Regions from separate parts of the Homo sapiens genome. Here all the other regions are linked to region 4. Evidence: chromatin loops called from intact Hi-C (ENCODE). Cell type or tissue: PC-9. All regions are shown on one strand. Region 1 holds the start of STRIP2 (striatin interacting protein 2). Region 2 overlaps NRF1 (nuclear respiratory factor 1). Region 3 overlaps STRIP2 (striatin interacting protein 2). Region 4 overlaps AHCYL2 (adenosylhomocysteinase like 2).

Evidence for each region. Hi-C counts contacts between places; a loop is a spot of excess contacts. Peaks named below come from ENCODE experiments on the same cell type or tissue, not always from the same donor. Only the 100,000 strongest peaks of a DNase experiment are listed, where the experiment ranks them.
Region 1: a loop joins it to region 4, with 13 times the contacts of the local background. A loop is called at or near these places in 10 of 110 quality-filtered maps.
Region 2: a loop joins it to region 4, with 9 times the contacts of the local background. A loop is called at or near these places in 69 of 110 quality-filtered maps.
Region 3: it touches region 4 in a loop (14-fold over the local background); 101 of 110 quality-filtered maps call a loop at or near these places.

What each region holds. Positions count from the first base shown.
Region 1 is chr7:129,429,394-129,437,393 of GRCh38, reverse strand. AHCYL2 (adenosylhomocysteinase like 2) reads right to left here. Exons shown (of 17, transcript NM_015328.4): 17 at 7,183-8,000. STRIP2 (striatin interacting protein 2) reads right to left here and starts at 2,962. Exons shown (of 21, transcript NM_020704.3): 1 at 2,793-2,962. The coding sequence starts at 2,921. RefSeq lists a silencer at 2,603-3,082. In PC-9, no CTCF peak of the experiment used is centred here; a DNase peak (open chromatin) is centred at 3,053; H3K4me3 peaks cover 3,405 bases; H3K27ac peaks cover 998 bases.
Region 2 is chr7:129,640,441-129,648,440 of GRCh38, reverse strand. All of the region lies in intron 1 of NRF1 (nuclear respiratory factor 1), which reads right to left. Among named protein-coding and RNA genes, the nearest start is that of NRF1, 33 kb to the right of the region's middle. In PC-9, a CTCF peak has its summit at 3,637 (motif pointing right); DNase peaks (open chromatin) are centred at 630 and 3,620; H3K27ac peaks cover 1,140 bases.
Region 3 is chr7:129,469,184-129,477,183 of GRCh38, reverse strand. STRIP2 (striatin interacting protein 2) reads right to left here. Exons shown (of 21, transcript NM_020704.3): 18 at 6,469-6,535. Among named protein-coding and RNA genes, the nearest start is that of SMKR1, 29 kb to the left of the region's middle. RefSeq lists an enhancer at 6,806-7,345. In PC-9, a CTCF peak has its summit at 4,675 (motif pointing right); DNase peaks (open chromatin) are centred at 4,643 and 5,503; H3K27ac peaks cover 2,466 bases.
Region 4 is chr7:129,363,732-129,371,731 of GRCh38, reverse strand. All of the region lies in intron 1 of AHCYL2 (adenosylhomocysteinase like 2), which reads right to left. It overlaps LOC107986847 (a long non-coding RNA gene), which reads left to right. Exons shown (of 3, transcript XR_007060518.1): 2 at 1-339; 3 at 2,838-3,708. Among named protein-coding and RNA genes, the nearest start is that of STRIP2, 67 kb to the left of the region's middle. In PC-9, CTCF peaks have their summits at 3,762 and 3,967 (motif pointing left); a DNase peak (open chromatin) is centred at 3,641; H3K4me3 peaks cover 2,916 bases; H3K27ac peaks cover 3,315 bases.

The sequences.
Region 1 (8,000 bases), 66 kb before region 4:
TGATCACAGCTCACTGCGGCCTCAACCTCCTAGACTTAAGTGATTCAGCCTCCTGAGCAGCTGGGACAACAGGCGCGCACCATCATGCCTGGCTAAATCTTTTTTATTTTTTATTTATTTGTAGAGATGGGGTCTGCCTACATTTCCCAGGCTTGTCTCGAATTCCTGGCTGAAGCTACCCACCTGCCTCAGTCTCCCAAAGTGCTGGGATAATAGGCATGAGCCATCATGCTGGCTTTATTTCTTAAAATAAAAATTTTAGCCTCAATTAACAGGTTGCCCCCTATAGCAGTTTGAAAAACACTGTTTTAAATTGTATACATTCTTAAATTTAATATATTGAACTAAATTTTTAGAAAAACTCACTTCGATGACCTGAATTTTCCTCATTTTACCACAGACCAGTTAAAACTTTGTCAAGGAGTTTGAGATCAATAAACCAGATCTGGCTAAAAGAGGTCTGAGGTGAATCCTTTTATTAGGTTAAGACTCTTCTTATTAAGCAAACAATTATTCTTTAGCTTCCTTTTTAGGTTGGGATGTTCACACACTAAGCCAGTGGGAGAAGGTAGGTCAACAGTGCTTCCATAAACAGTGATACACGATGAGGCTCTCTTGACTTGTGCCACAGTAATTCTCTTCTAGTGATTTTCTAAAAGCCCTAGAGAGGAAAAAAATCCCATCTCCTCTAAGGACTGCCTTCCACAGGAAAGCAAAAAGAGGGAGAGAAGAAAAGCAGATCTGGCACCTGGGTACTGTGGTAATAGGGGATGTACTGGCAGGTAAAAGGAGTCCTGCTGCAGCAGAAGGTAGAGGAAAGCTAATCTTTCCAGCCAGGCTTTTGGCAGGCAATGAGCCCAGATAGAGATGATCGCAGCAGTTGTTCATTTCCAGGCATGAAGAGTGCAGCTGCAGACAATCAGCAGGTAAACCGCGGTGCAGGTGGAAAGCTTTCGAGTCTCTGGACACTGCAAAGTACTGGCAAAAGCAAAGGACTGTACTCTCAGAGCCTTTGCCTGAAGAAGACTTGACAGGTGGGGAACAGATTGCAACTTTAGAAGGGAGACCCAGGCAGAGACTTTTATTCCCCCCATAGAACATATCATTCTGAAATTATTTTATTTATTTACTCACAATTTGTCTCCCCATGGGCGAAGACCCTATCTTGTTCACTGATATATCCCTGGCACCTAAAACAGTGGCTGGCAGAAAGTCCTCGATAAATAATTGTTGAATTAATGAATGGCTCATCTCCCCAAAAAAACATTTGAACGAGAACAATGTCTCTGTGGGGGAAGGAGGTACAGGGTGCCCTAAAAGACCAGACTCATCTTGAAGTAGGGAGGGAGATGATGTGGCGGGTATCATCTAGCAAGACAGGAGGGCTGAGCTCTCTGCCTCTGCAAGGTGGTGACTTTGGGCCAGTCTTTTCATCTCCATTTCTACCTTGAAAAAAAATGAATGGATTCCTCCTACTCTACCTACATCAAAATGTAAAGCATACATGAAATCACTTTGGAAACTGAAATGCTATTCAAATGGTAAGGCAAGGTCTGGGATGCCAAAAACCTGGTTTCTAGTACCAGCTCTGCCACTTGATGATGATGATGATGATGATGATAGCAATATACTAAGAGTTACTATGTACTGACTAATTACATGCATTGTGCCTGCACTGTGCCAAACATTTTATAGTCAATTATCTCATTTTGACTTTATCACAACCTTCTGAGGTAGGCAGTGTTAATCTCATCTTACAGATGAAGAAACTGGAGCTCAGAGAGGTTCCGTAATGTGCCGAAAATCACACAGGTAGTAAATGATAGGGCTAGGAGTCAAAACCTGGTCTGACTACTCCAAAGTCTGGTGTTCTTGACCACCAACTATGCCAGATGTCTGATCTTGGGCAAGTCACTCCTCTTTTTTTTAGGTCTGTAAAATGAAAGGGTTATACCAGATGATATCTGCAGACCCTGCCACATCTGATATTTTGTCGTCTATTCTGATCCCCGCTCAGATCCAACTGATGGGAACTGCCTCAATGAGGGGATAGGGAAGTGATAATAATTCAACGCTTTCATCTTCATAGATAGGGTTTCTTTTTTCAGGAGAGGAGGAAGAGATCGAAATATTCACACTCCTATCTGTATCCTGCGACTGCTCCCTCCAGATAGCCACTCCAGGACTGCCCCTGCCTGAATCCCGTCTCGCTCAGCCCTCACAGGCAGGGGCCTGATGTCCGCGGAAGGCGCTCCCGAAACGGCCTAAGACTTACGGGGGGAAGGGGACGGGCAGGGAACGGGCAGAAGTCCCTCGGCTGGCCCAGGGGCCCGCCGCAGGCAGCCTGGGAGGGGGACTGCGGTTGCCCCACTCGCCAATCCTGCTTTCCTGCGGCTGAGCTCCAGCCTCCCACCCCTCAAGCCAGTCACTTAACCTCTCCGCTCCTGTTCCCCCGTCTATAAACTGGGATCGGAATTTCTGCTTCAGGGGGCTGCAGCGATTAAGTGAGATAAATATTTGGAAAGTATCTGGTCCGCTCAATACCGCGCTCATCTTCGCGCAGCGGGGGAAAGCCAGAGGGCTAGAAAGCCCCCAACCCGCGGCAGGAGACGGGCGGACACTGGTCCGGGCCAAAGAGCCCAGAGTTCAGCCGCTAGGACCCCGCAGGCGCCCACTGCGCGGGGCTGATCGAGCGCGCCGAGGGCTCCGGGGCCGAGGCCGAATCACCTCAGCCGCCGCTTCCCGCCGGCGGGCGTCTCCGGGCCCCAGCCGAAGCTTTCCGGGCTCCTCACCTCTGACTCCCGCCGCTGGCTTCGGAACGCTTCGCGGCCCTTGGGCGCCGCCTGCTTCCCTTTGCCGCCGCCGTTGCCATTGCCATTTGCGGGCGGGCCCCCGGTCCCAGGCGCGGCGGGGTCCTCCATGCTGCTGGTCAGCGGCTCCCCTCAGGGTTCAGCTCGCTTTGCCGGAGGCGACCCTACCGCCGCGCGCCGGGAGCCAGGCCCCGCCCCCTCCACCTCTATTGGTTACGGCAGCTCGCCGCAACCCCGCCCCGCGAGGCGATTGGCTGCTCGACCGGCCGGAGCGGGACTCGAGGAGGTGGGGGCTCAATGAAGAGATTTTTGAGGGGATCTTTTTAGTCCTGCGGCATTGCTGGCGGACGGAGACTCCTAGGTTAGCTACAGGCTCCACACCTCGCGAAAGCTGGGCCTTGAGATCAGGCGGGTTATCTCTGTGCTCCTCACTCGGTGTCTCTCAGCTCTCACCCCCGTCCCTGTAGCGACCTTTTCCGGAGCTCTAGTCTCCGCCTACTGCTCCACAGCAGTCTCCGTTTCCCTGTTACCACCGACCCGGCCCCCCATATCCCGGCTCCTGCACACGTCCCATATCCCGCTTAGTCTCAGGGGAGGGATGGCACCGCCAGGTGGCCAGGGACATCGCCCGAAACGAGGGACTCGCTGTCTCTGGAAGCTGAGAATTCTCAGCGTTTTTCTGAAGAGAACGCATCTCGCCCGGAGCTAGGGCTTGGCTGGGAGACTGGAGGTCTAAGGGTGGGATGGGGGAGTTTTTCCATCACTGAAATTGGTGGTGCCCTCGAGGGCTGCTCCTGTCATCTGCCCTTCTCTGCTGTAGGGGGCCTCTTCCTCATGGTGTGTAAATGTTGAGGGTAGAGCAAGCCCCCACCCTCACCTGCTCGCCAGTCCTTTCTTTCCTTCCTCTCTCTTAGATGCTTCCTAAGGGCTCATTGTTACTGGGGGCAAAAGAGGCTGTTTGATCTGCCCTCTCCTGAATTTAAAAAGTAGCTTGTAGTAAATATTTAGACAGTCTGGCTTGGTAATAGAAGCCCCAAAGACGTAGGCTCAGGGGAACAGGTGGGACCAAATCGCTGTCCCCAGCCTGGTTGCTTTAGGAAGGGTCTGGGGGATTGTTGAACTGAGCTTGGTGCCAGGCACTGCAGTAAGCGCTTTCCAAATATCACATCATACCTCTCCCCGACAGGGTGTTTTTACGAATCCAATGTTACTGATGAAGAAACCGGCACTTGCAGATTCCTCCCTGCGGTTTCCAAGGTATCATATTCTATCTTGTCTCAGGGTCTTGCCTATGCTGTTCTCTGGAGGAGACTGTCTTCTGTTCTCCTGGTTGATTCCTTTTCTCTCATAAAGATTCTAGTTAGTTGTCACCTCCTCCTCCTCCACAAAGCTTTCCTTTTAGCCCTCAACTCATTCAGGTTGTGTTGGTGTCAAACCAGTTCTGCCTAGATCCAAAATCCTAACATTTTCCACGATATACCCAAAGCAAAGGGCCTAGAGGAATTACTCCACCTTCCCATACCTTAGGGACAACCCTGTCCCTTTCTTAACATCTCTCTCTCTCTCTCACTTTTCCCTTTGCCAGTTCATAGGCGACAGAACAAGGCAAGTTTGAGAGCACTCTTTGGAGCTTTTTGGGTTTTCTCACCCTGGTCCAATATCTCCTTACTGTACCTTCACATCTTCCTTTTCCTCTTCCAGTCCCACTCCTCTCCCCACCCACATATAGGCTCCTAGCGAGTAAGACCAAATTTAGCTCATTTTTGTATGCCCCTAATTTATGTACGTTTAACGCAGCGTTTCACAGTCTCTGTACTATTGACAATTGGGGCTGAATATTTATTGTAGGGGGCTGTCCTGTGCATCGTAGGATGCTTAGCAGAATACCTGGCCTCTCTTCACTAGATGCCAGTAGTATCCTCCCGCTAGTGCGACAACCAAAAATGTCTCGGGGCGGGGGGCTGGGTGTGGGGGGTGGGGAGTGTGGCGTTTACAGAACTGAATTGATATGAATTTCCAAGAAAGTCCCTGGCTCAAGGCCTGAACTACTTGACTTTGGATTTTTTTCAGGGTATAATTTGTTAAACTCTTAAAAATTTACACCCTGCTTTAAAGTTCACAACCCACGCCTTGCTCATCACTGCTTCAGTGTGGTAAACCTGCCACAGCACAGCCCATTGGGATTTCTTAATAGAAAGAATTCATTATTCTATCTCTCTTCTTCCCAGTACTTCTCCTCCTAAGTAGTCAGAGCCCTAAGGTTAACAGGCCCAGAACTTCATATTCTTTTGTGAGCCTAATCAATCGGCAGGATCCCAACAGTGGTAGCAGACAGGAGTGGCCAGTTTTGATGCTTTATTCTTTTCCTGCCTATTCCTAGGGGAAAGGGCAGACTGATCTTGGGAGTAGGATAGAGGACAGCTTGCAAGTCCCCTCTGGTGGCTATCTAAAGCCACTTGCTAAGCCTAGAGGCTCCATCTGGCTTTAATTTCAGAGAAGGAATGTGTAAAACTGGTGCTATGAAGATTGCATAGAGTCAACACGAGGAGAGACCTCAATCCATGATCTTTTCCACATCTCAGCGAAATAGAATACCTTTACTAAGATCAGACACCTATGTGCTCACTATAGGCCCAGACGTTCAAAATTTCTAATAAGGAGGAAGATATCTGGAAACAACTGGAAGATGTAACAAGAAACCACAGAGTAACTGAAAACTTTGAAACTACAGGCCATGGAATTGGCACACATTCAATTTATTTTAGCTTATTTGTCAACAAAGGCATCATAGTCATCAATACCATTCACCACAGAGGCACCCATACCTGGGAGCTAGTCAAGGCTGGTCAAGTCTCTCCATCTTGCAGAGATGGCTCCAATGCTGTTATATTTGACGTTATTAAAAAACCTACATTACCAATTTCCCTTGTCCCAAAACTCAGGCTGCCAGCAGAGGGTTGGAGGTATAAATAGGTGTAGTTACAAGAATCACATATACCCTTTTCCCCATATAAGCACTCCACTTTAATCCACAGAGGTCAGATACTTGACTAAATGGATAGCACCTGGCACTGAGAAAGCTTAATAAGACGCAGTAAGTTTTAAAGTACCTGCTTTTTGAGGCTATCAGGCAGTTAGGATAATTTAGTAAAAAAAGGATAGAACACCCTCCTCTCTCCATAAAGGGCAGGTGTGGGTGTAATGATGCAACAGAGGTTGTAGGGCTCTAGATTGAGACAAGGAATGATGTGTATGCAGTCAGCAGTGCGTGCCAGGCTCTGTAAATAAGCAGCACTTTTTATATATCGCTTCATTAAATCCTTATCCTAGGAGATAAGCAGTATCCATTTCACAGGCAAGAAAATTGAGGCTGTGAGTGGTTATGTAATTTGACTAAGTTACATAACTTGTAAATGGCAGAGCTGGGATTCAAACCCAAGCTAGCCTGCTTTAAAGTTCAAGTTTTTTTGCACAATATTGTGAGGTGGAGAAACTTGTGCAGCAGTGGATAGCTTGGGCTTACCCTATGATTCTGAAATAAAGACCCAGGCACCCAAGGTTCCATCCTTCACAAATGAGGAGTCAAGCCCTACTGCAGGGGAGCAAATCCTTTGAGCTGACCGGCTTCATTGCTAGCTGCTGCATTCTCCTCCTCTTAACTGGAATGGCACTAATTTTGAGGATTACTGACTGCCCAGACGATTCTAGCCCTGTGTCCCTTAATCTAAATAATCAGAAGCCAAAGTGGCAGAAGATTCTGCTATGAAAAGAAAACATCTTGCATACAGGATGCAGAACTAGTTTAGGTAGTCAACTAAAGAAGGTGGCTATCAGAAAGCTACCCAAAGATGGTTACCCTACTGGCAGTTGAGAAAGAATAGGCAATTGGATTATCCTTTGGTTAAATCAGGCAACTTGATTTAGAGACAAATCTCTGCCTGATGCACTTCTTTCTTCCCTTTGGCTGGATATAATCAGGTCCTAGTTATCAAGGTCCTTTGGTCCCAAACTGGGGGATGCTGATTTCCTGCATTTTTCAACTAAAAGGGAGTCAGGGACCTAGAACTATGGTTTAGTTTCTCTGAGTTAAGCCTACAGTCCTCGACTCCCCAGGGTGGTGGTTCTGAGAAGACAGGTTCTTTACACACACAGCCAGGATGCGCGTGTATGCTGGCTGGTAGGAGGGGAACATGATATTTATTAACTAAGGTCAAACATGCCTATTGGTAACATTTTCACATCCTAAGGTCAAACATGCCCATTGGTAACATTTTCACATCCTTGCCCTACAGCAGGATCTCTAGTTTGTTGCCCAGAGATCTCTCTCATCTCTGAATTTCTAGTTCACAGAAACAAGAAATACCCTTAAGAGTCCATGTTAAGAATATTTTATTTGTTTTTTGAGATTACATAGTCATTATTGCTGATCTAATACAATCACTTAGACATAAAGATTTCCAAGAACTTCTCAGAAATGGTGATCTTTAGAAGTGTTATTCCTTTCAGTAAGATGACAGAACTAGATGATTACGTATATAGATATATAGATATATATATATATATGTATATATAGAGTTTAGAACCTGTCCACATATAATTTGCTGGTGTTGCCTATTTTCCTTCCGTAATTTTCCTTTATTGAAAAAGCTTAATGCAACAATGCATTTTGATTCCTTTTTAAAAACCACGGCAAAGTTAATTTTGAGAAAACCACAGGAGCAGCAATATCAGATCTGTTTAGAGAAAAGCGAAGCAGCATAAAAGCTTTGCAGGAGTATGTGGCCATGGGGAGCCGTGCTCATATGGGCAAGTAGGATAGGGAGGGAGGAGAGCAGAGGGAAGGTAGAGTAGATACATTTTTTTTCTTTGTTTAAATGAAAAAAAGAAAACTGAATATCTCCATTAAGAAGGCAAAAAAGTGCCAGGCACGGTAGCACACACCTGTGGTTCCAGCTACTCAGGAAGCTGAGGCAGGAGGATTGCTTGAGCCCAGGAGTTTGAGACCAGCCTGGGCAACATAGTGAAACCCTGTCTCTAAGGGTGAAAAGAAAAGAAAGAAAGAAGGCAAAATATTAGCACAGATTCATTGTAGAGAAAATGTTATGTATCCTCACAGACTGGAGCCACATACAAAGAGATAAGTAGCCTTCTTTCCCATGCTTCCAGATAACCAGGATGCATCTAAGGTAA
Region 2 (8,000 bases), 280 kb before region 4:
GGGCGTGGTGGCGGGCACCTGTAGTCCCAGCTACTCGGGAGGCAGAGGCAGGAGAATGGCGTGAACCCGGGAGGCGGAGCTTGCAGTGAGCCGAGATTGTGCCACTGCACTCCAGCCTGGGCGACAGAGCGAGACTCCTTCTCAAAAAAAAAAAAAAAAAAAAAAAGTCAATAATGCCCATTTGATAAATCAAGAAATAGTGGTATAGACATATTATTTAGAGTTATGGAGGCATTACTGTTTGATGATACTATAAACAAAACAGTTAAACTATAAACAAAAAACAGCTAATTGTCTCTGAAAAGTGGGACTCGGGATGGGGAAAGAGTGGCAAAAGACTATTGATTTTTATTGTAAGTCCTTCTATTTCATCTTTTATTATATGAATGTATTACTTTGACTTTTAACAAAATGAGCTTTAAAAACAAATAGCTATGATATAGTCTTCCAAACTGATCCTTTTGAAAATTAAAATTAAATGACATGTTAGAGCAAACTGTCACTAGATAAATAAAGCTCCCTTCTTACGTTAAGAACTGAGAACAGCACAGTTCAAGTTTAGAAGTGGCCTTGCCTTGAGGAAGACAAACTCCTAATTTGCGGCATCTAAAACTAACAAAATTGTATGACTAATCAAATATTTTTCATACCAATAGGTTAACTTTGTAAATATTCCTTAATACTAATAACACGATAATCCAGTTAACAATGATGCTTTTATATAATGCTTAAGAAAAATAAGCTTTGGGCTGGGCGTGGTGGCTCACGCCTGTAATCCCAGCACTTTGGGAGGCCAAGGCTGGGGGATCGCGAGGTCAGAAGTTTGAGACTAGCCTGACCAACATGGTGAAACCCTATCTCTACTAAAAATACAAAAATTAGCCAGGGGTGGTGGCTTTAATTCCAGCTATTCTGGAGGCTGAGACAGGAGAATCACTTAAACCTGGGAGTCGGAGGTTGCAGTGAGCAAAGATCGCACCACTGCACTCCAGCCTGGGCAACACAGCGAGACTCTGTCTCAAAAAAAAAAAAAAAAGCAAGAAAAGAAAAAAAAGCTTTACCACACAACTTCATAATGACTTAGGGATGAGTGGATGATTTTATGAAAATACTGTAAGCGCCAGGCATGGTGGCTCATGCCCGTAATCCCGAGAGGCCAGAGGCGGGCAGATCGCGAGGTCTGGAGTCAGCCGGGCCAACATGGTAAAACCCCGTCTCTACTAAAGATACAAAAAATTAGCCGGACATGGTGGCACATGACTGTAATCCCAGCTACTCTGGAGACTGAGGCAGGAGAATTGCTTGAACCCGGGAGGCGGAGGTTGCAGTGAGCCAAGATCGCGCCACTGCATTCTCCAGCCTGGGCGACAGGGTGCGACTCCATCTCGAAGAAAAAAAGAAAAGAAAATACTGTAAGCTCACTGAAGTCAGGGCTCGGGTCCATAAAGTCTCTATGAATAGATCTATCATAATGTGCTCTTTGATAAATGATTGTGGGTAATCAGCTGCACATTTTAATAACTAAAGCTACACCCAGGCAGTTACAGTTTCTGTAACTCTCCTACAAGGTTATGCTTGCTGTTTATCTCTCTCTCTCCGTCTCACTTCCAAGCCCTGTCTTCTATTCTTGTCAGAGTTGCACTATTCCTCGCTCTGGGGCTGAGCCTGCCAACCATGTTTTCCAGACTTTACTGCCAGTATCCTGTTAGGTTTTGCCTAGGGAGACTGGAAGGGGAGAGAAGAAGGGATTTCTTTGCTGTTTTCATTGTTATAATATCAGCATTGCTCCAGCAAGAGGAGTGTTGCACCTCCCAACTCCAGCTGTGCCTCTTCTCTCCTGGTGGTTGAGTACCAGCTGAATGGCATTCCACTAGGAGATCAGATTACCAGCTGCAGGAGGACCTCTCTGAGCTTCCAGGTTCTTCTCTTCTGTTCCCCCAAACCTAGGGGTGGTAGTGCTTCCTATCTGGATTACCCCAGTGTCTTTTGTGCTCTTTCATCTTGTAACACCTGTGTACCCAGTTCCCAGAATTAAATTATCTGAAATGCCACACATGGTTTTCTAGGCCCCGATTAATACTTAAAGAAGAAAATACATACTTGCATTCAAAATTACTCATACAGTGCTGGTAAGCAGCAATCCGGGATTCTCATACCCTCAATAAAGAAGTGATGTAAAAAATGAAGCCCATTTTTACAAGACTACAATTAGAGTTTCTGTTTTCAGACACTGATGAATCTCAAATTTAATGAATCATTAAAAAGATGCTAAGCTATAGAGTATAAAATGTCTCACAGGCCTGGCGCGGTGGCTCACGCCTGTAATCCTAACACCTTGGGAGGCAGGTGGATCAGCTGAGGTCAGAAGTTCAAGACCAGCCTGGCCAACATGATGAAACCCTGTCTCTACTAAAAATACAAAAATCAGCCGGGTGTGGTGGTACACGCCTGTAGTCCCAGCTGCTCGGGAGGCTGAGGCAGGAGAATCGCTTGAACCCGGGAGGCGGAGGCTGCAGTGAGTTGAGATGATGCCACTGCACTCCAGCCTGGGCAACAAAGTGAAACTGTATCTCAGAATACATAAATACATAAAAATAAAATGCTTCACACAGACAGAAATGGGACACTTAGAAGTGAGAAGGGAGCATAGACAGGAAAGTAGGTGATATCAACACAAACTTATGTTTGTGAGTCTATCTGACCTACTCTTTAAGTCTAACATTCCTGCAAACCTCAAAATCAACATCATAGTACTATACTGTCTCTTCATAGAAATAACACTGACAAACAGAAAATAATTTGTCATATTACTCGATGAATAGATCAGGTTTTTGGAAACCAAAGAAAATGTGGTAGCAATGGTACCTTTGACCTTTATCTACCATCCTAACTCCCTAGCGGACTGCGTAGACCTACTGAAAATCAGTGGTGGGTAATGGCTATCATTTCCAGCATGGGAAAGAGCGATTTAGAGTTACCATTCTTTTTTCTTATTATACAACTGGGCTCAGCATGTACAAGTGTCTGGAGAGTCTCCTCTCCATTCTACCTCATGCCTACTTAAACACATCCTCACTTCTCCGGCGGGGTGGTACAAACTCTGGAACCAGAATACTGTATTCCATTTCTTGCTCTGCCACTTACTAGCAACTTGGAGAAGTTTCATTTGACTTTTTCTGTCTTAGTTGTAACATCTGTCAAATGAAGGAAAATAACAGAATCTACTTCATAGAATTACTGGGGACAAAATGAATTACTATTTGAAAAAGGGCTTAAGGGGACATGGTATATAGTGAGTGCTATATAAGTGTAACTTATTCTTATTCCATGTACAAAGATGAGGACAGCAAAGAAATGTTGAAGGGACAGTTACATGATTTTTTTTTTTTTTTTTACACTGGGTGAAATAATGTTTACAGATCACATTAGGAATTTTGACCATACAAATACCTCTATCATAGAGTTCTTAATCGTTTTTGAATCATAAACTTTCTTGGGGATGGGTGAAAGCTACAGAGCTCCTCCCTAGAAAAATGCTACACATACAGAATTCTCCAAAATATTCCAATCTTCTTCTATTCAAATTATAAATAGACTATGTATTACTAGAACACTAGAGGGTGCCACAAGCAAAGGAAAAAATGTAAAGACAGCATGGGGAATTTTGGCTTGCCGGAACATCTTTCCATAGAGAAGAGTTAAGTCAATGTACTTCATCAAATGCTTAAAATATGTCAACTCTCTTATAGGTTCTGGATTAGCACTGTCTGGTAGAACTTTCTGCAATGATGGAAATATTCTAAATGTGTGCTGTCCAAAACTGTAGCTGGACATGTGGACTACTGACCACATGAGATCATAAGGAATTAAATGTTTAATTTTAATTAATATTAAATGGCCATATGTGGCTTGTGGCTACTATATTGAACAGTGCAGTTCTACATTCTAAAAAGTTTTGACTTGCTTCTTATCACAGGCCATTATCTATCAGTGTGAAGGTAATTTCTAATAGAGTGGGTTCATACAATTATTCAGGCCATTTGTCCCTTGTGATAATTCAGCACTATAGAGACAGAAATAAAGATTGTCAGCGTTTTGTCCTTGCCCTACAGACGTTCACAGTCAAAAGTACGCTGTCTTTTTACTCATTATAGATGACCCTACCTACCTAATTTCCTATGTTTCTTTACTGAAACATCTCTCTAAGCCCCTGGGTTATAAGAGCTTAAAAAATAAATAAGTGTATACTGAAAGACTGAATTAATACAGTTAAGTAAGTAGGCTTTCGCCATTTAAAAAACAAATCCTATTCTAGTGATATTTGCTAAGGGTTAAGGGAGCACAGAGAAGACAAAACTGCAAGGACATGGGGCAGGCATCCTGAAGGAAATGACAGAGTCTACAGTCAGAAGCTCGTCAGGCTCCAGAATGAAAAAAAGGGCACTGCAGGCAGCAGCAACGGCTTGTGAAAGCACATGGCATAGCAAGGGGACATCAATGAACGCGCAGACAGCAGATTCAGGGGGAGTCTGGGGACCAAAGGAACACAGCTCCCAACTGCCTCCACACCAGATTCTTTCTTTACACTGCCATTTAGTCTACTAAAAATAAAGCTAATGCTGACCCACCTGTCAAAATGAAAGCAGTCTATCCACACTGTATAACATCTTGTAGCTTACAACCCTGTGTCTGGCACACTGCCTGAATGAAGTAGGTGCCTAGTGAAGGTTGGTGACAACAATAAAAAAGCATTAGAGAGTGCATTCTCAAATATGTAGACGCTTACCAGAAGCTACACATATCAATAAAAAGCAGGTGAGTTGTTAAAGCTATCCCTGGTTTAGAAAGATGGTGAATAGGAAGTTTGGTCTACCCAAGCATTTGCAACTGGGTCAGAATGCAGCTGGCATGGCTCTTTTTGCAGAATAATTGTTTGTCCACAGCTGCTCCCAAATTACCAAAAATCAAATAAGTAGTTGCCATGTGTGATAGCAGGATTAGAGGCTGCCTCAATTTCCATTATGGAAAAATAACGTAAATTGCCACAAGTCCCGCCCCCCAGTCTCAAATAAGCACAAAGGACACTTTTATTCAGATCCTGCATACTGTGAAACAGCATTGTTGCCTGGCTGCTTCAGTGGCGGGCTCAATTCTGCTGGATCTGTCACTACACAACCAACAGCCAGTTAAAGCTATTTCCTAGCTTCTGCAGGACAGCTCAATTCATGATTTTTCTTCTGAAATAACTGAACTAAGGATTTGTTTCTGGATAAAATTATGAAAGTATTTAAGTGCCAATACCACAGACCTAGGAATCTCTGCTATTCAATCATTCTCTCCTTCATTCAACAAATATTTACTGAATTCTTATCAGGTACTCCTACATTATTGTAGCATGTGTATTCCAAGAAAACCTATGACTGGCAATTCTAATTTTGTATCTCTAAGTTTAAAAAGTGTATTCTCAGCCTGGGTGAAATGGTGAAACCCCATCTCTACTAAAAATACAAAAACCAGCTGCGTGTGGTAGTGCATGCCTGTAGTCCCAGCTACTTGGGAGGCTAAGGTGGGAGGATGGAGTGAGCCCAGGAGGCAGAAGTTGCAGTGACTTGAGATTGCACCACTGTACTCCAGCCTGGAAAACAATGGGACCCTATCTCATTTAAAAAAAAAAAAAAAAAAATTTTTTAAAGAATGTATTCTTTTAGAAGTGACTTGTGTTCTTTGGGGGTAACTGAGAAAATATAGGGGAATTAAAAATAAACACAAATCACTGTAACCTGAGATAGCTACATTACCAAGTTAACTATTTTATGTATATGCTTCCAGCATTTCCCCTGCTAGTTTCTTATACAGTTGGTTTTGTTTCATTGTTTTTAAACAAAAATGAGCCTATATTGTATATACTGTATTACAAATATTTTTTCACTTAATATAGATTAAAATATTCCATGTTATTAACATTTTTGTATCTTTTTTAAATGTCTACAGAGCATTCCCTGTAAGAACATACAGTAGTTTAGTTTACCAATCCTCTGAAGTCATTTAGGTTATTTCCAATTTCTCACTATTATAAATAGCACTGTTAATGATAACTAGTATTCAATAAATATCTCTTGAATAATGAGTAAATAAATGGTTTAATAAGCTGAGTCTTGGCTGGGCGCGGTGGCTCACGTCTGTAATCACAGCACTTTGGGAGGCTGAGGCGGGCATATAACTTGAGGTCAGGAGTTCAAGACCAGCCTGGCCAACTGGGTGAAACCCTGTCTCTACTAAAAAAAAATACAAAAAATTAGCTGGGCATGGTGGCGAGTGCCTGTAATCCCAGCTACTAGGGAGGCTGAGGCAGGAGAATTGCTGGAACCTGGGAGGCGGAGGTTGCAGTGAGCCGAGGTTGTGCCACTGCACTCCAGCCTAGGCAACAGAATGAGGCTCTGTCTCAAAAAATAAAATAAGCTAGGCTGGGTGCGGTGGCTCACACCTGTAATCTCAGCACTTTGGGAGGCTGAGGCGGGTGGATCACAAGGTCAGGAGATCGAGACCATCCTGGCTAACATGGTGAAACTCCATCTCTACTAAAAATACAAAAAATTAGCTGGGCGTGGTGGCACGCACCTGTAGTCCCAACTACTCGGGAGGCTGAGGCAGTAGAATCGCTTGAACCCGGGATGTGGAAGTTGCAGAGAGCCGAGATCACACCACTGCACTCCAGCCTGGGTGACAAAGCGAGATTCCATTTCAAAAAAATAAATAAATAAAAATAAAATAAGCTGAGTCTTTAAGCACATACCAAATTATTTCCTTAGCTTTTAAAAGACATAAACATTTTGAGTAATCGTACACTTATGATTCTGCATATGTTCACAGCAGGCAGAGAAAGCGAATGCAATAAAAACAGCAATCTAAATATAAAGGAAAGCACACAATACTTGGTGGTGAATGGAAGACAGAATAAAAATATTAACCTTTTATAACCTAGACAATATGCAAGTTGAGTACAGGTATCAGAAGGTAGAATATAAAAAGAGGGACGTGAAGGGGGTATTTACAATCCCATTTTCCAAAATGGCAAGTTAAGAGGCCCTACAGGAAGTTGATGGATCAAAAAATTAAAGTTTATCATTTAAAATTATAAAGATAATTAATAAATGACTTTCAAAGTAATATAAATATCAAATAATGACAGGGGTAAAAAAGTGAGTTAAATTCTCATTTTTCACATCAAAAACTTCACAGGTATCATCTAAAGTTGATAAATCAAGGAACAGAAGTCTAAACACATTATTAAGGCTTATGGAAGTAACCACAAGTGAAGCTAAAAACAGAAATAGTGAAAAAGTTTTTAAAGGCTGTCTCTGGATAGTAGGACTGGGATGGCAAGAAAAGGGAAGAGCCAGGAGGCTTATGGTTATTCATCATAAGGTCTCCACGGCTCTGTGATTTGTTAGGATGTACAAATAACACCCTGATGAAGACTGGCTGAAAAATCTGGAACTGTTTACTTTGGTTCCCAAAGATATAATCTTACCTTGATAACTGGTCAAATCCAACTGTCCACAGAGCATTCCTTTAACCAGAGGCAAACCTAAAATGCTTAAGACTTTGGAGACTAGTTTGATGTTCTCATTTTCCAAATTGTGACCAAGAAAGACCCAGTGAGTTACCCAAAGTCACATCTCTAATTGGTGGCAAATCCAAAACTTGAACCCCTATCTCCTGCTTCTCAATCAAGTGTTCCAGCTGCTCCATCAGAGTCCCACCCTTTGTACCCGAGCACAGTCTCCACTCATTATTTGCTTGGGCTCCTTAACTGCTAATGCAAGCTATTATGTATTAATAGCTTAATAATTAAGCTATTAATTAATTAATCTTCAAGCCAAAATTTGGGTTTTACTGGGGGTACGGTAAATTTGGGTTTTGTCTTTTAAGAGACAGGGTCTCACTCAATCACCTAGGCTGGAGTGCAGTGGTGCAATCATGGCTCACTGCAGCCTTGA
Region 3 (8,000 bases), 110 kb before region 4:
GTCTCCCTCTCCCTCTTTCCACGGTCTCCCTCTGATGCCGAGCGGAAGCTGGACTGTACTGCTGCCATCTCCGCTCACTGCAACCTCCCTGCCTGATTCTCCTGCCTCAGCCTGCCGAGTGCCTGCGATTGCAGGCGCGCGCCGCCACGCCTGACTGGTTTTCGTATTTTTTTGGTGGAGACGGGGTTTCGCTGTGTTGGCCGGGCTGGTCTCCAGCTCCTAACCGCGAGTGATCTGCCAGCCTCGGTCTCCCGAGGTGCCGGGATTGCAGACGGAGTCTCGTTCACTCAGTGCTCAATGTTGCCCAGGCTGGAGTGCAGTGGCGTGATCTCGGCTAGCTACAACCTCCACCTCCCAGCCGCCTGCCTTGGCCTCCCAAAGTGCCGAGATTGCAGCCTCTGCCCGGCCGCCACCCCGTCTGGGAAGTGAAGAGCGTCTCTGCCCGGCTGCCCATCGTCTGGGATGCAAGGAGCCCCTCTGCCCGGCTGCCCAGTCTGGGAAGTGAGGAGTGCCTCTTCCCGGCCGCCATCCAGTCTAGGAAGTGAGGAGCGTCTCTGCCCGGCCGCCCATCGTGAGATGTGGGGAGCACCTCTGCCCCTCCGCCCCGTCTGGGATGTGAGGAGTGCCTCTGCCCGGCCGCGACCCTGTCTGGGAGCTGAGGAGCGTCTCTGCCTGGCCGCCCCATCTGAGAAGTGAGGAGCCCCTCCGCCCGGCAGCCGCCCCATCTGAGAAGTGAGGAGCCCCTCCGCCCGGCAGCCGCCCCGTCTGAGAAGTGAGGAGCCCCTCCGCCCGGCAGCCGCCCCGTCTGAGAAGTGAGGAGCCCCTCCGCCCGGCAGCCGCCCCGTCTGAGAAGTGAGGAGCCCCTCCGCCCGGCAGCCGCCGCATCTGGGAAGTGAGGAGCGTCTCTGCCCGGCAGCCGCCCCGCCCGGGAGGGAGGTGGGGGGCAGCCCCCGCCCGGCCAGCCGCCCCGTCCGGGAGGGAGGTGGGGGGCAGCCCCCGCCCGGCCAGCCGCCCCGTCCGGGAGGAGGGGGGCACCTCTGCCTGGCCACCCCTTCTGGGAAGTGGGGAGCCCCTCTGCCCGGCCGCCACCCCCTCTGGGAGGTGTACCCAACAGCTCATTGGGAGCGGGCCATGACGACGATGGCGGTTTTGTCCAATAGAGAGGGGGGAAATGTGGGGAAAAGATGGGGAAATCAGATTGTTGCTGTGTCTGTGTAGAAAGAGGCGGGCATGGGAGACTCCATTTCGTTCTGTACTAGGAGAAATTCTTCTGCCTTGGGATGCTGTTGATCTATGACCTTGCCCCCAACCCGGTGCTCTCTGAAACATGTGCTGTGTCCACTCAGGGTTAAATGGATTAAGGGCGGTGCAAGATGTGCTTTGTTAAACAGATGCTTGAAGGCAGCATGCTCGTTAAGAGTCATCACCACTCCCTAATCTCAAGTACCCAGGGACACAAACACTGCGGTAGGCCGCAGGGTCCTCTGCCTAGGAAAACCAGAGACCTTTGTTCACTTGTTTATCTGCTGAACTTCCCTCCACTATTGTCCTATGACCCTGCCAAATCCCCCTATGCGAGAAACACCCAAGAATGATCAATAAAAAAAAATAAAAAGAAAAAAAAAAAAAAGAAAAAAAAAGAGTCATCACCACTCCCTAATCTCAAGTACCCAGGGATACAAACACTGCGGAAGGCCCCAGGGTCCTCTGCCTAGAAAACCAGAGACCTTTGTTCACTTGTTTGTCTGCTGACCTTCCCTCCACTGTTGTCCTGTGACCCTGCCAAATCCCCCTCTGCGAGAAACACCCAAGAATGATCAATAAAAAAAATAAATAAAAAATAAAAAAATAAAAAGATATCAATATAATACATATAAAATATTTAATATTTTCCATCCCCCAAAGCATTTCCTTGCACAGCCTACATTTCATACCACTGCTCTCAACAACCATTCAGATGCTAAGCATTGCAAAATACATACTGAGCCCACATCCACTGCCTTCTCCAGCAACCTCCTTTCAAAGACCACACTTAACTTCCACATAATCATACGTTCACCATCCTTCATTTAAGTTTGGAATTTTATTTCAATTTTTTCCTAGTTTAGTGGATTGAATATGAATACCGACATTTGGAGATACACAAATTTTTAAACTTCCTGTACCAGGTGGGAGGGGAAACTACTTAGTATATTGGTGAAGATGGCCTATCTAAGAGCTAATTAGTTTGACAAAATGGGAATACTTCAGAAATTAATATGCCATTAGCTCACCTTTATTTCATGTTCATCATGCTGTTTAGAGTTTCATATAAAGTTGAAATGAATTCAGTTCAAATTCAGAAAACTGAAAAAATATAAATCAAGACTACCTCAGCCCAGCGGTGGCTCAGGCCTATAATCCCAGCACTTTGGGAGGCTGAGGCAGGTGGATCATTTGTGGTCAGGAGTTCAAGACCAGCCTGGCCAACATGGTGAAACTCTGCTTCCACTAAAAAGTACAAAAATTAGCTGGGCAGTAATGGCACACACCTGTAATCCCAGCTACTTGGGAGGTTGAGGCAGGAGAATCGCTTGAACCTGGGAGGTGGAGGCTGCAGTGAGCAGAGATTGCGCCACTGCACTCCAGTCTGGGCGACTGTCTCAAAAAAAAAGACTACTTCAGCCCAATAATTCCACTTCTAGGAATCTAAAGGAAATAATCAAAGATTCATGTGCAGCTGGGCATTGTGGCTCACACCTGTAATCCCAGCACTTTGAGAGGCCAAGGCAGGAGGATCACTAAGCCCAAGAATTTGAGACCAGTCTGGACAAAATAGGGAGATTCTGTCTCTAGGGAGATTTTATCTCTAAAAAAATTTTTTTTTAATTTAAAAATTAGCCAAGCATAGTGGCATGTGCCTGTAGTCCTAGCTACTTGGGTGGCTGAGGTGGAAGGATCATTTGACCCTGGGAGGTCAAGACTGCAGTGAGCTGTGATCACACCACTGCACTCAAGCCTGAGCAACTTCGAGACCCTGTCTCAAAAAAAAAAAATAAAAGATTTGCATGCAAGGATGTTTGTTTTGGAGTTACACAAGGAAAACATAAATAAATGTCAACAGCACAGAATCCTTTTTGAAACTAAATAGTGGAATATTATGTGTAACTATTAAAAATTATGTCCTGGGCTGCGTGCAGTGGCTCACGCCTGTAATCCCAACACTTTGGGAGGCTGAGGTGGGCGGATCACCAGGTCAGGAAATTGAGACCATCCTGGCTAACACAGTACAACACTGTCTCTACTAAAAATACAAAAAATTAGCCAGGCGTGGTGGCATGTGCCTGTAATCCCAGCTACTCGGAAGGCTGAGGCAGAAGAATCGCTTGAACCCGGGAGGCAGAGGTTGCAGTGAGCCAAGATGGCGCCACTGCACTCCAGCCTGGCCGACAGAGCGAGACTCCATCTCAAAAAAAATAAATAAATAAAAATAAAAAATAAATAAAAAATTTAAAGAAATTAAAATTATGTCCTCAGCTGGGCATGGTGGCTGACACCTGTAATCCCAGCAATTTGGGAGGCCAAGGAGGGCAGATTGCTTGAGCCCAGGAGTTCAAGATCAGCTTGGGCAACACAAAGACCCCGTCTCTACAAAAAATACAAAAATTAGCCTGGCATGGTAGCATGTCTGTGGTCCCACCTACACCCAGCTACTTGGGAAGGTGGGAGGATCACTTCAGCCCAGGAGCTTGAGGCTGCGATGGGCCGTGCTTCAGGCCGAGTGCACTGCACTCCAGCCTGGGTGACAAAGCAAGACCCTGTCTTCAAAAAAGAAAGAAAAAAATTGTCCTCTAGAATGTTTAATAAAATGATATTGTGAACATTTAAATTTTGCTGTCAAATGAAATATCTATGTATAAAGTCTTAGTTTTGTTAATGTGTTTATATATGAGTGAATATATATATAATTGCAGCAAAATATTAACAGTGGCTATATGTAGGTGGCATAAGAGTATTTTTCTTCCTCATACTTTTCTGTTTCTCCAGTTTTCTGCAATACGTATATTTATTTTAATATCAGGAAAAAAACTTCAAAAGTTACTTAAAGAAAATCCTATAGCCATTCGTTGTGGCTCATGCCTATAATCCCAGCACTTTGGGAGGCTGAGGCAGGTGGATCATCTGAGACCAGGAGTTCGAGACCAGCCTGGCCAACATGATGAAAGCCTGTCTCTACTAAAAATACAAAAATTAGCTGGGCATGGTGGCACGTGCCTGTAGTCCCCGCTACTCAGAAGGCTGAGGCAGGAAAATCACTTGGACTCACGAGGCAGAGGTTTCAGTGAGCTGAGATCACACCACTGCATTCCAGCCTGGGTGACAGCACAAGACTCTGTCTCAAAAAAAAAAAAAAAAAAAAAAAAAAAAGGAAAAGAAAAGAAAATTCTATATATTCAAATAGCCAGTACATTTTCTGTGCTTGCAATTTGTTAAGCCTGAAAAAAACAGATATATCTTACTCATATGAACATTAGTGTTTTTCTGAGCACAGAAGTCACCAGTTTAGATAAACCATACTGAGGACCTATGTGGAATAGACTCACTAGTTATTGCAGCCCATGACTGGGCTCATTCAAAATTCAAGCAAAACAAAAAGTCTGTGGTTACTAAATGAAACCACCAGGTGCCACTATTGCTTCACACAAAGTAGTAAAATACTTAGCATGACTATTTTTCAGGAAGAATAAATACATGCTTTCACTCTGAATAATATTAAAATCTTCTTAGAAAACATAATAAATTATTATGTTCACTTCATTTCAGTAATTTTATGCACATATCCCAAAGGTCAATTGGGAGAGATGTGAAAGTGTGGTTCCTATCAATTCCTATATATGAACCAATGGGGTTGGAACTGAAAATAAAAAACACATTATAGGAAGAAATAAATTCAGGCCATAAAAGTTGACTTTATCTTCTGAAATGCCCTACTAATAGCAGAATTTTAATGCTACTGTGTACCACTGTTTCTGTGGAAAATGTATTCTTCATTCCAACTCTGAATGGCAGGGGATACATGTCTCTCTACCCTGACTTCCACTTTCAACTGGTAGCTATTTAACTTCTCCATCTATAAAATAGTAATACTAACCTCATAGAGTTGTTTTAACGATTTAATAGCTACATCTCTGTAGTGTGGGTAAAAAAAATTTTTTTTAATAAAAAACTTGAAAAAAGACTGAATAGCATCATAAATAACATAGAGAGGGTTAGACAATTTATTACTTCTCTGTAGGAATAAAAAGCTTCCAACTTCTTTGGCTGCTGAGGCCACATCTAAATAAGACCAGGGAATCTCTCTATCCCAGTGGTAAAAAAGGGTGCTAGGTTGGTGTCTCAGGACATGGGTCTTTTGACTCATGTCTGATTCAGGCTCTGTCACCTATGAGGAGTAAACCATGACAAGTCACTTCATTCACTGGGCCTTCAGGTTTCTCATCTTTGAAATAAGGGGGTTGGATCAAATGGCTCTTAAGTCCCCTCCAGCCAAGAATCCCATGGTTCTATAAAACCTGTACCACAGAGATTGTCATTCTATTTTTGCATAATATACTTTTCTGACTCAACATTTTGCAGGAATTACAATTGGAGGACAAAGGGTTGTAGTAACCATTGGTGCATGCCATGATTCAATCATTTGACATTTATTGAGCTCTTCAATGTACCAGACAAAGTGCTAGACTCTAAGGATATAAAAATGATTATACTACCTCTTCATTCAAGGATTCTACAGTCAAATTAAGAAACAGACACAAATGCATAATTACAATGCAACAGGCTGGAGGTATGGATTGTGGCTTATCTAAGGAGCTATGGCAATACATGATGAGGTAGATACCTCATCTTCAGTATGGCTGTTGTTCAGTCAGTTTCATGGAATTAAGAATAACCGTGAGTGACTTTTCTGATTTGCCTAGAGCTGTTTTCAAGATGAGAAACTTTCTGGGCTATCCTTTTGTGGCTATATAGACTTTTGCCTCCGAGAGACTTAGACAAAGTATTTTCTCAAGTACACATTGCTTGCTAGGTTTTATTACCTATATGAAAATAAGAAGTGAACTCCCTGTAGCACAGCAGAAAGAAGACAGATAATTATTTGTGCTAGACCAGAAGAGATTGTCCTGCATTTAGCATAGATATTCACGCTCAATTTCGGTCCCATTATGTTTCTAAATTCCTTTTCCTCCTTAGTGTTTTTCACTGGCTGTTTCCTCTTCTCTGAAAAATGCTACGCTAAACTTTTCCAAATCTTTCTCAACTGGGTCAGCAACTCTAAACCCCTGCTGCATCTCTGCTCTTGCCAATATACCTTCATTGATCTGAGACTCTCAAACCAGGGCATTAAGGGGTTGGAGAAGAAATGAAAGAGCAAATGCCAACCTGTGCTACCTAGCAATTTCAAAGGCTACCAAATCCCCATCTGCTTACCAGACTTTCAGTAGTAAGCTCCGGCAAATCCTGGATGGTACAGCAAGGATAATCCAGGACTGAGATGCTGTAAGATGCAGAGATAAGGACAGGCTTTAGGTAAATGGCAACAGCAGGAATTGGCTGTATCTGGAAAGGGCAGGAGTTATTTCTCTCCAGCAGCCCCTATCCATTTCCCAAATTGCTTAGTGACCTCAGCTGAAATGAGGGCTCTGGTGCCAGGCAACTCTAGCTCCAGTCTCCTTTCCTGTCATGAGAGGAACCAATGAGTTCTTTGAGGCTGGCACCCATCTGGTAGATGCAAAAGAAAGCAGAAAGAGAGCCTCTTTTCTTAGCACTCCTTGCTTCTTTAAAGGAACATGTAAACTTGAGTGCATTTGTGTTTCTGCATTTAACTGTATGTGTGAATATAACTGCTCCCACAGACACTGCCCAAACCCATCCCACTGGATAACAATCTGAGGATGGGAGGATGAAATGATCCTCCTGTGTCTCTCACCAGATCTTTCTGAAAGCTGGGAGCTCTGGGGAATGATTACAGAAGCCACTCCTAAAGGAAGCTTGAGACAGGGGCAGTTTCCTATAGAAAGGCTAATCTAGTAACTCAAGAATGGTAATAGCTGACAGTGGGGGACTGCAAGCTACAGCTCTGTAGTGAGCCCAGGGAAGCAGGCATGAGTTAGGAGGGGAAATAAGGCATTGCATTATGACAAGGACATAGTTACAAAATAAATGACAGCTGTCTCTTTCCTCTTCTCCCTTCTTCACTGACACAATACAGAATCTGGACTAGCTAATCTCTAATGCCCCTTCTGGTTCTGATGTTCCATGAGGTTTTGAACACCAACCTATCTGAACTAGTGCAGCTGGAAATGGATAAAGGATGTTGGCAAAGCAGTGGCTTTGACGACGACAAGTTCACACTGCTATAATGAACCTGTCTCTACATTTTAAAAGTCAAAACTTCTATACAAGTAAAAGGCAACAATTTATTTGGCCAGAAATGTTTACCTTTGTCCAAGATAACCTGGGGGACCAGGGTAGGAGAGGAGAAGGGTCAGCTTGGGAGAGGGCAGTGTCAAACTACCTGTAATGTTGTTCATCATCTTGATTCACTCTATTGGATTTTCCCAGGGTTGCCAGTTCTGTACTGCTCCATTAGGATGAACATTCTTGGCTGGCTCATCCACCTATCCACCCACCTCCCACTGACAAAGCCCTATGGCAAAGTAGTTGCCGGCGACCAGGAAATGGGGGTGGGAAATCAAAGATAGATTTGTTCCATTCTCTTAGTGAATTGAAATCTAGCCTAAGGGGGCATAAAATTAATTTACAAGTATCTAGAACATCTAGATTGTTAAGAGCCATGAGAAAATTCTGCAATAATGAGCTGTGATCTCCAAGTTCTCAGAGATCATTCAAAAGTAAAACTTACAGATGGTGCATAAGAGGATCATCTTGTTCAGGCCAACCTTAGCAAAAGGTGTAGTCTGTTGCTACCACTCTTCCAACTCCAAACTGAACCAAATGGA
Region 4 (8,000 bases):
GGAAATATTAAAATGTTGAAACACAGAAAAAGTTATTGCTGATCTCCATGCATGTCAGTCGAGGTTACTACCAGAAGGGACTAAAGATCTCTCAGGGGAAGTAAAACACATTAATAAAGACAGTCTTTAAAAGGAAGTGTTCCCCAACCTTTCAGCAGTAAAGCTGTCTGAACAGGGCTAAGAAAATCCTTCACATGAAAACAGCTGAGGAGCAGAGGCTCCAGGAGAAGTTTTCCAGTGATTGATGGAACGTAACCTTGAAAGTCTACCTCGTCAGTTCTTGAGATTGGGGTTCTTCAGGCTTCATCCCGGCTTATTTCCCTGCTGGAAATCAGAGATGTGAGTACTGTCAGCTGTTATATGTGGTGTGAGTCCTATTCTCTGAGGGATATGAAGTCCCTTTTTGCTGGTGATTTTTAACAAAAGGGAGATGTTGTAATATACCTTCTCTGCTAAATTTTTCTCCTGAAAGAAGATTTGAGAGACTTCTCATATTTCCTTTGGTGGCAGGGATAGTTTCAGTGGAAATTTCATTACACTAATATGTAAATGGGAACATGAGTAAGACACTCGTTAAAACTTTAAATTGAAACTTTGGCCCAACATGGGAGCTGGAGCAACGGTTTTTTTCTTGGGGATTAAAAGACACTTTAACATTTTACAAGTAAGGTCTGGAAATCCATCGGCAATACACTAGAGGGTGCTCAGAGGTTAGCTTTCTTGGCTAAGTGGCTATCAGTAGCAACCTAATGAAGTACTTTCAGACCAAGTCAGGAGTCAATGACTTACGTGGTATCTGAAAGAAAGCCTCAAAAGTCTTTGGCAAAGAAAAGCTAGCAAATGAGACAATCGTGTTATTGAAGACTAGCTCCTCCCTATTCCTTTTTATTGCTGTTCAAAATACTGAGCAAAGGTATTTTCCTGCTATTTAAGAGAGAATGGCTGAGAAATTCCTAAGTGAGAGTAATACCTTATTAAAAACAGAACAGAGCAGAGCTGTGCTTTTCTAAATTATTATTTTGTTTGTTTGTTTTGAGACGGAGTCTCACCCTGTCGCCCAGGCTGGAGTGCAGTGGCGCGATCTCAGCTCACTGTAAGCTCTGCCTCCCGGGTTCATGCTATTCTCCTGCCTCAGCCTCCAGAGTAGCTGGGACTATAGGCGCCCGCCACCACGCCCGGCTAATTTTTTGTATTTTTAGTAGAGACCGGGTTTCACTGTGTTAGCCAGGATGATCTTGATCTCCTGACCTCGTGATCTGCCCGCCCTGGCCTCCCCCAAAGTGCTGGGATTACAGGCGTGAGCCACCGCACCCGGCTGCAAATTTTTTTATTTATTTTTTACCAACCAAGACACAACACTAAAGAGCTGTGTTTTATTAAATAAAGAGTGTTTTCTAAAAGCTGGGAAGCCCTAGATCATATCCCTTATGCAGTGGTCACACCAACTCCTTTAGGGCAGTCTTCCCATTCACATTAACTAGAAAGAAGGTAAATGGGTGAAAGTTCAGCAGGAGCCACTACTGAACTTTGAGGGGATGTGCTAAGCTTGTAAGACGGTGAGGACTATGACAGAAATAAGAATTATTATAAAACTTTGATTGATTCTGAGTTGGCACACTAATGTTCAGTAGAATTCTTCTGTAATATTCCTTTATAGAAATACCAAAGTTTGATACCTTAACGTGGCCCTTCCCTTAAGAAAACCAAATTTCTTTTTCCCTCTTCTTGTTATTAGTGAGTAGCAAGAAATTCAAAAAAACTCAACCCAATCAGAAGTATTACATAAATCCTTCCATTAATTCTAAAACACTATGTTACTTGGAATAAGCTTGTAGATGGATAGGTTTTCTTTCCACAAAATGTTTTAAAATTGAACACAAGACTGAGCGTGGTGGCTCACACCTGTAATCCCAGCACTGTGGGAGGCCGAGTTGGGTGGATCACCTACGGTCAGGAGTTCAAGACCAGCCTGGCCAACATGGTGAAACCCCATCTCCACCAAAAATACAAAAATTACCCGGTATGGTGGTGCACACCTGTAATCCCAGCTACTTGGGAGGCTGAGACAGGAGAATCACTTGAACCCAGGAAGCGGAGGTTGCAGTGAGCTGAGATCACGCCACTGCACTCCAGCCTGGACAACAGAGCCAGACTCCATTTCAAAAAAAAAAAAAAAAAAAACCTGAACACAATGTTCTGAAACGACATTAAGAAGAACAGCAATAACCTCCCCCAAAACAATAAAAAATAGTTGTAACAATGAGTTGAAATGTAAGTTCCTCAGGGGGCCTTTGTTAGGCCTACTATATATTCTATCTCATTATCAATAGTTATTTCTTCAAATCCATAATTCTATAAACACTAAAAAGAACTTGAAATATGTTTTAGAGAGTCTAACTAGTTTTCCATAGTGGGGAAACACAAATCTGTAAACATAAACCTGTGTGGGCTGTAAGAAATCAGGCTAAATCTAGAAGAAACTATTTAGAAACATAAGGATGGTTATTGTCTTTAAAAGTTGAAATTCGATCCAATATAATAGGTTTATATGCTAGTTCTTATCAACAAATAAGTCCTTATTATCATTTTAGTAAAACTACTGATCAGGCAAACATGGTATTCTGAAGAACTGTACCAAGAGAGCTGCAGTTCCTGCCATAGAGAAATATATATATAAAGGATAGCTGGGGGGGAAATAGGGAAATGTTGTGACTGAAGGGAAAAATACGGGCAGGGAGGGGAGAAATGTTTGCAATCTTTGCAGACTTCAGAGAGCACCATTTCTGTAAGTTCTGTTTTTGTTTTTTCTCCTCATTGTTCTTTTTCTTTACCCCCAGAGAAACAAATGAAGCATCAGGTTGAAAACAGAAGTGCAAAACAGTCACAGGAAACACAACCCATACATCACACCAGCAGCCGGAGGAAAGCCCCTGCCCACCAGAGATGACCAGGCAACAAGCCCTGGCCAGGCAACTCTCACACCTTTCCCAGCTTCGTGGATAATTAAGAAACAGTGGTGACCTAGTACCTAGGAACTAATCAGAACGTAGAGTAATAACTGTTTTTCCAACCACGGATCTTGGTAGGAGCTTCTCAGAGGTGATCCTTGTCACCCGTCAGAAATGGTTGCCTCTCATTATCAAGAAACAGAAGGAGAAACAAAACGACCAGTGAACTCACCATCCACTCAGGCATGTGAAAAGCTGAGGTGCCCTCATTACCGTCCCACTTCTCCATAGTGCAGGCTTGGGTAAGATATGTCCTGAAGCAAAAGGGAAAGCTGGTTTGGAAATACTGGGGTTATCTGAGTGCCCCAAAGCAGACCCAACCCTAGTGAGATTCAGAAGTTCACAGTGGCTAGCAGAAGCTGCATCCCTTTTCACAGCAGCCTCCGATTCAAATCAAGAGCATTAGTCAACTGCCTGACAACCCCTTACTGGCCGGCTTCAAAGCCTTCTGTGTCTGATTTCAAAATCAGAGCTGATGCAAAGTGCTGCACCCAGGCACTGTGCTTCTCACAGGGCACTCACTGTTTTAATGCTACCCAAACACTCTACCCGCACCTCCCCAGTGGGGACTTTCTGCAGCAATAGTTGGACTTCCTTCTTTCCCTGTGTGTGAGGCACTTGTGAATTCTCTCCCACCCTTCAGGACACGTCACTGGAGGTGCGGATACCAAGATCAATAAAGACTGAGGTCAGGAAGGCACTCCCATTTCTCAAGAGTTGCTTGATTTGGATCAGTAAACAGGCGTTTCCTTGAAATCAAGAGCTCCTAGGGCTTTCAAGTTTAAACAGCTATGCAGAAGCTCCCCATCTGCTCACACCAGGGGTCTGGCACCAAACTCTCGCATATCTCAAGTTAGAGTCTTATTGCATGGGAGGTTCGGATGGAGCCTAGGAAGATCTTTTTCAAAATCAGAATTTCTTAGCAGCTCTAAGAAAGTTCTGGGACGACAGCTCCCTCTGCTGGCTCCCTGTGCTACATACACGAAGGCCTCAGGGCCCGCAGCTACAGACACACAGGTGCTGATTGCAAAGTGACTTCACTGAGGCTAGTCAGAAGCCACCACAGTGTAGGTTTAGAGGACAGCCAGGGTTTCCAACCAAGACTAGTGCTGCCTCAAAGTCCCTAACCAATGCTGGATTTTACACACAGATCTGGTTTCAGGAAGAAACAGGATGCCAGTGCAGTAGCCCTGTACACTATCACCTTAAAGGACCTCCGAAGTTGTTTCTGCTTTATCTCTCCATACCAACTCCCTCCTTGCTGCACACTTCAGAATTTTGGAAATAAGACATAACTAGAAAAAAGGTAAGCTAGCCTATCTCACCTGCTTAGTTCATTCCTAGAGTATATTATCCAATAAGAGTACCACAGGTTTCAGGCACAAAGGAAGCCTAACAAGATATGCCTGCTTTGGTCCCTTTAAGGACCAGGACTCTTTACAGTGTTAATTCCCATTGAAGAGGATAGTTTCTCTACAGCTAACAGTGACAATATTATAATTATGATTATAGGCTCTGTGAAAGGAAAACATCTTGGGCCCCCAAAATCACTAAGCCAAAGGGAAAAGTCAAGCTGGAACTGCTTAGGGCAAACCTGCCTCCGATTCTATTCAAAATCACCCCTCTGCTCACTGAGATAAATGCACATCTGATTGCCTACTTTGAAGAGGCCAATCAAAAACTCAAAAGAATGCAACCATTTGTCTCTTATCTACCCATGACCTGGAAGCCCCCTCCCTGCTTCCAGATGTCTCGCCTTTCCAAACTGAACCAGTGTTCATCATACATATGTTGATTGATGTCTCATGTCCCCTTAAAATGTATAAAACCAAACTGTGTTCTGACCACCTTGGGCACATGTCATCAGGACCTCCTGAGGCTGTGTCATGAGTGCACATCCTCAATCTTGGCAAAATAAACTTTCTATAAACTTTTTTTTTTTTTTTTGAGACAGAGTTTTGCTCTTGTTGCCCAGGCTGGAGTGCAATGGCGTGATCTCGGCTCACCGCAACCTCTGCCTCCCAGGTTCAAGCAATTCTCCTGCCTCAGCCTCCCGAGTAGCTGGGATTACAGGCATGCACCACCACGCCCGGCTAACTTTGTATTTTTAGTAGACAGGGTTTCGCCATGTTGAGGCTGGTCTCAAACTCCTGACCTCAGGTGATCCACCTGCCTCAGCCTCCCAAAGTGCTGGGACTACAGGCATGAGCCAGCACGCCTGGCCAACCTTGGCAAAATACTTTCTAAATTAACCGAGACCTGTCTCAGATGTTTGGGGTTCACAGTTCATCACCCTGTAAGGCCTTCATTACTTAAGAGAATGGTCCTTTGGATTTGGAATGGAGGAGAGGAAGGTAATATCTATGGAAGAGGTACTGTAAGATGCCAGAGAGGGCAGAATTCAAATGAATGGCCAGAGGTTTGACTGGAGAGAAAGGCAGGTGAAAACAGGGACTGTTGAACCAGGTGCATTCAGACGTATCAAGGGATCACAGGGAGGGTGGAGAGCAGGCGAAATAAGAACAGCAGAGGTAGAAGTAAAGGAAGCTGTGGTCATAGAGGAGCTATGGAGTTGAGGCGACTTGAGTGATGTCAGGACACAGGGTGATGAGATGCAGGGAAAATAAGGCCCACTGAAGTCAGAGTGTCAACTCTGATAAAGTCTTAGCTCCTAGCAACCTCTAATTATTGTCCTCTGTCTTCCTTTAAACCCAGAGGACTTCTTAAAATGAGAAGTCACATCTGTTACCTAAATTGCCAATGGTGTATTTCATCTGTGCTTTAAATGCAACACATCTACAATCAACATTATTGCTGTCTTTCCTTTCCCGCCCCCCTCCAAACAACACTTTCTTCTCCTCACTTTTTGTGTTTGTGATGCCACTGTCCTCAGGCAACCATATATGAAACCTCAGGCACCTTTGATTTCCCCCTTTTCCCACAGTCCCCAGAACAATCACTTGGATATTATTTCTGTGCCCTCCTCCACCAAACCTTTCATCTATCCCTTTCTGTTCATTTTCACTGCCTCTTAACCCTCTACAAATCCTTTCCCAGAAGACAATCCACTTCATACCCATATATATATATATATACTCTATCCTCCAGGTAAACTGTATTATCTGCTACTTCTTGAATGTAAAGACTACACAGTATGGTGACCATGAACACTGGTTTTGGAATCAGACAGAGTTAGGTTAGAATCCTGCCTCTGCCACTTACTTGACCTCTCTATATAACTCCAATTTCCAATTTGTATGGTGGAAATAATAAGAGCTACCTACCTAACAGGACTGATGCAAGGATTTTAAAAGGGTACATACTCTAAGGAGTTAATTAATGGTAGCTCTTAATTATGTTATTATCATGCTGTGTTCTTTCCTACCTCAATGCCTTTGCTCATGTCATTTTCTCAAATCAAAATGCATTCGTTTCTGCCTTCACTTCCATTATCTTCACTTTTTCAAATATTTAAAGGAATGATAGTTCTACCATGAAACCTGACCTTAAAAAAGGAATCTCCCCTTCATCTAATATTGTTCTTTGGCTATATCACTATTCTCACCATTCCTCAAATTATAGTTCCTATGTATGTGTGCTACCCCTTGTTAGTCTCCAGGCTCTTCAGGGGCTTAGCCTACTTTGATTTGCCTACAATACCTGCGATATAGTAGGTGCTTAAGAAATTACCAAATTTAAAATTTATGTATGCTGTACGTATTCTTAATTATACTTTGGGGGCAACTTGCATACTCAATGTATTCAATATGTTTATGTCCATTTTATAGAATTTGGAACACTGTTTTATATTTATGAGGCTTAGTTATATTACTGACTACACCTATATGACTTATTTGACGAGAAGTCCTTAGTAGGGTTTTAGTCCTTAATTATATTATCTCTGCAGGAATATATAATCCATTTTCCATTGCTCGATCTGCACCCATTGTAATCCATTTTGATCTGCATTATAATGAAACTTTTAGGAACAAATTAAGGCCAAAAGTCTATTTTATGGCTAGAGTGAAGCCCAACCGTTAGAATATTTCAGTGATAAGAAAATTACTAGATTATATTGATAGTGTAGACTAGTGTGGTAACAATAATAATTTTAAAAAAGAAAAGGTAAAAGAAGCTGGGCGCAGTGGCTCACGCCTGTAATCCCAGCACTTTGGGAGGCCGAGGTGGGCAGATCACCTGAAGTCAGGAGATCGAGACCAGCCTGGTGAATGTGGTGAAACCCCGTCTCTACTAAAAATGCAAAACTTAGCCAGGTGCAGTGGCCCGTGCCTAAAATCCCAGCAACTCAGGAGGCTGAGGCAGGAGAATTGCTTGAACTTGGAAGAGGTTGCAGTGAGCCGAGATCGCGCCACTGCACTCCAGCCTGGGTGACAGAGTGAGACTCCGTCTCAAAAATTAAAAAATAATAAAAAGTTAAAAAAAATGTTTTTAAGGTAAAAGAAAAAAATTAATATTCTATTCTATTCTATTCTAACCTAAGAGGGTCTCACTATGTCATCCAGGCTGAGGTGCAGTGATGTGATCATTGCTTGAACTCCCAGGCTCAAGTGATCCTGCCACCTCAACCTCCTGAGTAGCTGAGACTACAGGTGTGCACCACCACACCTGGCACATTTTTGAATTTTTTGTAGAGATAGCGGTCTCACTGTGTTGCTCAGGCTTGTCTTGAACTCCCAGGAGTTCACCTCAAGTGATCCTCCCACCTTGGCCTCCCAAAGTGCTGGGATTACAGACATGAGCCACCGTGCCCAGCCTATTTTCTCTATGTAATGATTTATTAAATAAATAGAAGATGACAACCTTCATGATAGTGTTAAACCACAGAAGAAAATGACTTTTAGAGAAACAAGATTAAAAATAAAATAGGCCAGGCATGACAGCTCATGCCTGTAATCCCAGCACTTTGGGAGGCCGAGGCGGGTGGATCACTTAAGGCCAGGAGTTTGATACCAGCCTGGCCAACATGGTGAA